Regions from separate parts of the Homo sapiens genome. Here all the other regions are linked to region 1. Evidence: read pairs that join two places in POLR2A ChIA-PET (ENCODE). Cell type or tissue: CD4-positive, alpha-beta T cell. All regions are shown on one strand. Region 1 holds the start of LOC124904731 (a long non-coding RNA gene). Region 2 overlaps SAE1 (SUMO1 activating enzyme subunit 1). Region 3 overlaps SAE1 (SUMO1 activating enzyme subunit 1).

Region 1 (2,500 bases):
CGATTTCGCAGGCCCGCCCCGAGCGCCCCTCCCCGGCCCCCTCGCCCCGTCTCCCTCACCTCCAGCTCGGCACCTCTGACCCCCTACTTTGACTCCATCTCCCACACCCTTGCGTCGCTCCTGACTCCCCTATCTCTGCCACTCGCTGGGTCTCTCTGTCTCTCTCTTTCCCATGTTTATCTCTCCTGTCTCTGTCTCCCTGTAGATCTCTCTGCCTTTGTCTCTGTCTCTCATATCCCCTCTCTGTTTCTTCCATCTGTCTCTCCCATCAGTCTCCACCACTGCTGTCTCTCCCCGTCTCTGTCTCCGCCACCTCTGTCTCTCCTAGTCTCTCTCCGCTACCTCTGTCTCTGCCATCTGTCTCTATCATCTCTGTCTCTCCCTGTCTCTGTCTCCATCATCTCTGTCTCTCCCAGTCTCTGTCTCCATCATCTCTGTCTCTCCCTGTCTCTGTCTCCATCATCTCTGTCTCTCCCAGTCTCTGTCTCCATCATCTCTGTCTCTCCCAGTCTCTGTCTCCATCATCTCTGTCTCTCCGTGTCTCTGTCTCCCCCATCTCTGTCTCTGTCGCTCCATCTGACTCTCTCAGCTGTCCCTCCTGGATTCTGTCTCTCTCTCTCTCCCTCCTCTGCCTCAGTCTCCCCACCTTTGTCTCTTCTTCCTGTCGTCTCTCCCACCTCTTGTCTCTGTCTCTCCCGCCCCCCTCTCCCTTCCCCGATGCCCTCTCTCTTACTCCCACAGCCAGGCTCAGAATTCACTTTTCATCCTTCTAAGACAGCCAGCGGACGGTTCGCTACTTCGTCCTCGCCCCTCCCCTCCGGCCCAGGCTTCTGGCAGCAGGCCCCACGCAGGGCAGACTTCAGGAAGGACTTCCCGCCCTGGTTCGGCACGAGAGCTTTATCGCTCGGGCCAGGCGGAGGCCGGGCGGCCCCGTGGCTTCCGGAGGCGCCCGGGCGGGATGAGCTCACTGCGAGTTGGCCAGGATTTCATCAGCTTCCTCCTGCGGACTTGCCCCCGCTCCTTTCCCGGCCCGGCCGCGCGGGCGAATCCGCCGGACGCCTGCTGCCCCCGAGCGGCAGAAGGCGGAAGCACAGGCGCCGCGCAAAAAGCCCACCTTTGCACCAGACGATGTCGCCAGCTCAGGAAGCCTGCAAATACAAACCCAATTCATCCTCACAACCACCAGGGGAGATGGACTATACATATATATATTTTGAGGCGGAGTCTCGCTCTGTCGCCCAGGCTGGAGTGCAGTGGCGCGATCTCGGCTCACTGCAACCTCTGCCTCCCGGGTTCAAGCGATTCTCCTTGCCTCAGCCTCCTGAGTAGCTGGAACTACAAGCGCCTGCCACCATGCCCGGCTAATTTTTGTATTTTTAGTAGAAACAGGGTTTCACCATGTTGGCCAGGATGGTGTCGATCTCTTGACCTCGTGATCCACCCGCCTCGGCCTCTCAAAGTGCTGGGATTACAGGCGTGAGCCACCACGCCTGGCCCCATTTATTCTTATATCCACTCATTCAGCAATTACCACAGAGTCTCCCCTGTGCCAGGCACTGGTGCAGTTGTAGGCATGAGGATACAGCTGTGAGCAAAATGGATACAAATCCTGCCTTCATGGGACTGACACTCTGGTCTGTGGCAGACCACACACCAGGAGAACACAGTAACAATACAAAGCGAAACTTCAAGTAGAAAAAGGAAGCAGGGAAGGGCCGTCAGGAGTGTTGAGGGATGGTGTCTTTGAAAAAGTGCTATTTGCCGCCGGGCGCGGTGGCTCACATCTGTAATTCCAGCACTTTGGGAGGCCGATGCAGAAGGATCATTTGAGGACAGGAGTTCGAGGCCAGCCTGGCCAACATGGCGAAACCCCATCTCTACCAAAAATACAAAAATTAGCTGGGTGTGGTGGTGCGTGCCTGTAATCCCAGCTACTTGGGAGGCTGAGGCAGGAGAATCACTTGAACCTGGAAGTGGGAGGTTGCAGTGAGCCGAGATCACATCATTGCACTCCAGTCTGGGTGACAGAGCGAGAGTCTGTCAAGAAAGCAAGCAAGCAAGAAAGCAAGAAAGCAAGGAAGGAAGGAAGGAAGGAGAGAGAAGAAAGAAAGAGAGAGCGAGCAGATGGGATTGGCTGAGGTACTGGATGTGGATGTGAAGGACAGAGAGGCGTTTAGGGGGCAGCCGGAAGGATGAAGGTTCTGAGAGACCAATTGTCATCATCATCATCATGGCAGCTCTCTGAGTTCACCTACTGTGTGCTAGGCTCCGTGCCGATTCAGAGCTTTACATACATGACCTGGTTACATCCTTATGACCATCCATAGATCCAGGAAGCAGAGACGGGAGCTGTGGTAGGATTCAAGATTTTTATACACATATATATATATATATATATATATATATAGGTTTGTTTGTTTGTTTGAGATGGAGTCTTGCTCTGTTGCCCAGGCTGGAGTGCAGCGGCACGATCTCAGCTCACTGCAACCTCTGCCTCCTG
Region 2 (2,500 bases), 58 kb before region 1:
ACAGGTGCCCGCCACCATGCCTGGCTAATTTTTTGTATTTTTAGTGGACACGAGGTTTCACCGTGTTGGCCAGGCTGATCCTGAACTCCTGACCTCAAGTAATCCTCCCACCTCTGTCTACCAAAGTGCTGGGATTACAGGCTGAGCTACTGCGCCCAGCCTATTTTTGTTTTTTTGAGACAGAGTCTCACTGTGTCTCCCAGGCTAGAGTACAGTAGCCCCATCTCTGCTCACTGCAACCTCCGCCTCCTGGGTTCAAGTGATTCTCCTGCCTTAGTCTCCTGAGTACCTGGGATTACAGACGTGTGCCACCACACCCGGCTAATTTTTGTATTTTTAGTAGAGACAGGGTTTCACTATGTTGGCCAGCCTGATCTTGAACTACTGACCTCAAGTGATCCACCCATCTCAGCCTCCCAAAGTGCTGGGATTACAGGCATGAGCCACCGCACCAAGCCCCCAAAATCTGAAATGTTTTGAGTGCCGACATAACACTCAAAAAAATGCTTATTGGCCCCGGGCGTGGTGGCTCATGCCTGTAATCCCAGCACTTTGGGAGGCCTAGGTGGGTGGATCACCTGAGGTCAGGAGTTCAAGACCAGCCTGGCTAACATGGTGAAACCCCGTCTCTACTAAAAATACAAAAATTGACCAGGTGTAGTGGTGGGTGCCTGTAGTCCCAGCTACTAGGGAGGCTGAAGCAGGAGAATCACTTGAACCCAGGAGGCACAGCTTGCGGTGAGCCGAGATCCCGCCACTGCATTCCAGCCTGGGCAACAGAGAGAGACTCTGTCTCAAAAATAAAAATAAAAAAAAAATAATAAAAGCTCATTGGAGCATTTTGGATTTGGGATTCTTAGATTTGGGGTGCTCTATTGGTAAGTACAATGCAAATATTTCAAAATCTGAAAATACCCAAAATTCAAACACTTCTGCTCCCTGACATCCTGTGTAAACAACACTGCAGTGAACATTTATAGGTAATTCATTCAGCGGGTAAGGGTCAGGACCTTTTATAGGGATCCTTAATACCACATTTTTACATGGTTCATTGAGCATTCGTGCTCCCCTCTGCTGTGGGTGAGGGTGCAGGTCCCTCAGCCTTCTTGCTTGGGTTGAGTCATCCTGGTCTTTAATTTGGTAAGCAAAAAATGGCATCTTGTTTTTGAGCTCGTTTCTGAGAAAGTGCATGCTCCTTTTCCCCATCAACAACTTTCATCCGGCGCCTCGGAACCTCTTCAGTAGAGAGTGAGATGCAAATAGCGAGGCACAGCTTCTTTCCCTCTTCTGAGCTGATGCCTGGTGAGGTCATAGACTGGGTTTCATTGCAAAGACGAAAGCGTGGGCAGGACTTTTGGAGCACAAAAAGGGGCATTTCAGAGTAGTCTTCATGGGCGGCCACTCCAGAGGTGAAGTTTTCTAGAGAAAGACATGAAAGTACTGTGTGGCTGTGGCGACAGACAGAGGCTTACGAGCCTGCCCTCTAGAGACTGTGAGCTCCGCGTGTGAGGGCAAGGCCTGGGGCTGTCTGGGTCGCTTCTGGGTCCCCACCACAGCTAGCATAGGGTAGGGGTGGAGGGGGGGTGCTCAGGAAGTGATTTTTGAAGAGTGGATGACTGAATACATGCACACACATACTTTTAAGTTTCTGGGTTAAAGAGGAAAACAGAATGAGGTAAACAAAGGAAAGTAATGTGGAGGTGAACTGAGCAGATGGCAAGATGCCGTGAATGGTTAGAGGCCAGGAGAGCCAGAATCAGAGTGGCTTCCGTGAAGTGTCCCTACCTCCTCCCCCAGCCCAGCTATGTCACTCCTCTGAGCTTCACACCTATGGACTGTTCTGCACCCTAGCCCTCAGATGCAACGGTGAAAGTGGGACTCCTATTGGGTTTCCCTGTTGAGGACAGACATGGTGCCCTGTGTATCTGCTGCTGCTTTTTTCTTTTTTTCTTGCTGAGTATTCCATGTGTAGCATGTTTGTAACACTTGATAAGAAACAGAACCATCCCAGATAGCTTGAACACTTTTCAATTCAGTCAGTAACAGACCAGGTCTGCTTTGGATTTCCAGGAGCTTGTGTCACTTTATTTTTTTTCTGAGCCAGGGTCTCGCTTTGTCACCCAGCTGGAGTGCAGTGGTGCAATGTCAGCTCACCACAGCCTCTGCCTCCTGGGTTCAAGCAATTCTCGTACCTCAGCCTCCCAAGTAGCTGGGACTACAGGTGCCTGCCACAACACCCGGCTCATTTTTGTGTTTTTAGCAGAGACGGGGTTTCACCATGTTGGCCAGGCTGGTCTCAAACTCCTGACCTCAGTTGATCTGCTTGCCTTGGCCTCTCAAAGTGCTGGGATTACAGGCGTGAGCCACTGCACCCGGCCTCTGGATTGCCCGGCCTGTGTCACTTTGTCATGAGCCCTTCTCCCCTAGTTATCCTTTATTCTTCAAACAGGCTTCCTGTGTGACATATTTTTTGAGTGCCTGCTATGGGGCAAGCCCTGTG
Region 3 (2,500 bases), 67 kb before region 1:
CTTCTTTTTCCCCAAGAAACATTTGAATTGTATTTCTGTTAGATAAGCATCATAGTAAAAAGTCTTCAAAGTTTTTGAAGGCAGAAAAAGTTTTCTTTGTTAAACCCTTCCCATTTTTTTGTCTTCTAAATTTCTAGGAGAACTACTGTTAAGTTTTTTAGTATCTTGTTGAACAATGGTTAACAATTATAATCATTTGTGTTTATGTAATCAAACTGTGAAACACCGGTTGGGAACTTGCTTGTGTACACTTGATGGCGTAAATGGTAGGGGAAGAGCATACATACAAAAGTGGCCTCTTTTGCTTTCTTGGCAGCATGATGTTATATTCCTTTGGATGTACCGTCATCTATGACCAGTCTCATCTTGAAAGGCATGCTTATTTTCCATTTTTCCCAGTGCTTGGAATTTGTTTCCAAAATTGTTTCTAGGAACATGACTAATGTGACTGACGATGCCTTAGGAATTCCTAGTGGGGACAAGGTGCTTGGCTGGGATGCATACCTAAGAATATCTCACAAAGAAACCTGATTTTGTTTCACTATTGCCTAATGGCGCACATAGTAGGTGCTCAATAAATAAATATTTTTTGCATGAGTGGTTTTTGCTTGTCTGGTCATTTGCCCTATTGTAGAGGGAGAGTAGTGTGCCCACTGGAGTCCCCACAGGGTCCTTTTGCCTGCATGCCTACCCCTGTGGCACCCATCAGGCTTTTGATTCCAATGTTGCCCTGGGCTCTCACTCACAGGTAGATGTTTTTTATTGCCCCATTCACAATTCAGCCACCTGCTGTCCGCATGCATGTGCTTGCCATGTTTAGATATTGGGTGTTTTTCCAGTTTACTTAATAAGTTAGTGGCCAGACTGTACGCTTCCTGCTGCATTTTTCCACTGTCTTGAGAGTTGGCCTCGCCATCTGTGAGCAAAAGGTCTCTTCTTTTTATTATTCTCCCATGGCATGTTGCAAAACAGTAAGCGTGAGCTGGTTTCCTGTGGCAAAAAAATGACTTTGATTTGTTCTTTTTGAGGTTACTGTGAGTTTATCATAACAGGAGTGCTAAAAATACCGAGTCTGGTATGGAAACAGCATTCACTTACCAGCATGAACAATAACATACAGGTTTAGCCTAGAGCAGGAAGAAATGGACTTCATCTCAAGATGAGAATACTTATCAGAGAATTCTTGGCAATCTTAACTTGCTCAGTCTCTGTTCTGATGAGTTATGGAAAAGTACTTAGACCATCTTTGAGCCACAGAATTGAAGCTGAAAATATTCTTAGACCAAACATTTTGTGAGCACCTGCTATGTACCAGATCTCATAGCTGGGACTAATCAGAGGAAGAGGAATAGAATAAGTGTTCTTGCCAATGTGAAAGACAAACAAATAATTCTACTCCTTGTGAGGACAGCTATAACAGAGGGCTATAGAAACTATCATGTGTTGTTCCTGGTTTTTGTTTGTTTTTTTTCCCCCCCAAAACAGGGTCTTGCTCTGCTTTCCAGGCTGGAGTGTGGTGGCACAATCATAACTCACTATAGCCTTGAACTCCTGGGCTCAAGTTATCCTCTCACCTCGACCTGCAAAGTAGCTGGGACTACAGGCGTGTGCCACCATGTCCAGCTATTTTAAAAAATCTGTTTGTACAGATTGGGGCAGGGAGGTCTTGCTATGTTGCCCAGGCTGGCCTTGAACTCCTGGCCTCAAGAAATCCTCTCACCTCAGTTTCCCAAAGAGGGACTATAGGAAAGCACCACCCTGCCTGGCTCGTTGTTCTGTTTTTAAATACATTTGCATTATTCCATAATAATCAAAGTAATTTATTATGGGAACTTAGGAAACTGAAGGTCTGACCATCTTTGGGGAGTTGTGAAGTCTTGACAGAGGAGGGGAGATCTGAGCTGTATTTCTCGGAACAGGTATTTGCCAGGTGGGAAAGAGGGAAGAATATTGCAGAGCAACACATGCACAGGGCCAGCAGGATAGAGGCTGAGCCTCGGAGGGGACTGGAGCTTGGAGAGAGCAGGCTAGTGGTTTCCCTATTGATAGAATATCAGAATCTGGCCAGGCGCGGTGGCTCACGCCTGTAATCCCAGCACTTTGAGAGACTGAGGTGGGCAGATCATGAGGTCAAGAGATCGAGACCATCCTGGCCAACATAGTGAAACCCCATCTCTACTAAAAATACAAAAATTAGCTGGGCATGGTGGTGTGCGCCTGTAGTCCCAGCTACTCGGGAGGGGGAGGCAGGAGAATCGCTTGAAAACCTGGAAGGCAGAGGTTGCAGTGAGCTGAGGTCGCGCCACTGCACTCCAGCCTGACGACAGGGCAAGACTCCATCTCCAAAAAAAAAAAAGAAATCTATCTATCTATCAGTCAGAATCACTGAGGAAACCGTTGAAAAATGCGGAGTGCCTGCTTGTAGCTCACATTACTGAATCCAGATAGCTAGGAGTGACTTGCATGTCTGCATTTTTCTATAGCACCCAGGTTTCTCAAA

The links. Peaks named below come from ENCODE experiments on the same cell type or tissue, not always from the same donor. Only the 100,000 strongest peaks of a DNase experiment are listed, where the experiment ranks them.
Region 2: POLR2A ChIA-PET joins it to region 1 with 12 read pairs; 17 of 35 experiments call an interaction of 5 or more read pairs at or near these places.
Region 3: POLR2A ChIA-PET joins it to region 1 with 21 read pairs; 17 of 35 experiments call an interaction of 5 or more read pairs at or near these places.

What each region holds. Positions count from the first base shown.
Region 1 is chr19:47,243,325-47,245,824 of GRCh38, forward strand. LOC124904731 (a long non-coding RNA gene) reads right to left here and starts at 871. Exons shown (of 2, transcript XR_007067278.1): 1 at 734-871. RefSeq lists enhancers at 68-1,061, 1,261-1,761, a cis regulatory region at 630-1,281 and a silencer at 866-915. In CD4-positive, alpha-beta T cell, CTCF peaks have their summits at 1,089 (motif pointing left) and 1,289; a DNase peak (open chromatin) is centred at 1,017; H3K4me3 peaks cover 950 bases; H3K27ac peaks cover 830 bases.
Region 2 is chr19:47,185,444-47,187,943 of GRCh38, forward strand. The region is part of intron 6 of SAE1 (SUMO1 activating enzyme subunit 1); the gene reads left to right. Among named protein-coding and RNA genes, the nearest start is that of MIR3190, 40 kb to the right of the region's middle. RefSeq lists an enhancer at 1,310-1,579. In CD4-positive, alpha-beta T cell, no CTCF peak of the experiment used is centred here; a DNase peak (open chromatin) is centred at 1,368; H3K4me3 peaks cover 709 bases; H3K27ac peaks cover 1,770 bases.
Region 3 is chr19:47,175,899-47,178,398 of GRCh38, forward strand. All of the region lies in intron 6 of SAE1 (SUMO1 activating enzyme subunit 1), which reads left to right. Among named protein-coding and RNA genes, the nearest start is that of SAE1, 46 kb to the left of the region's middle. In CD4-positive, alpha-beta T cell, no CTCF peak of the experiment used is centred here; a DNase peak (open chromatin) is centred at 993; H3K4me3 peaks cover 711 bases; H3K27ac peaks cover 2,102 bases.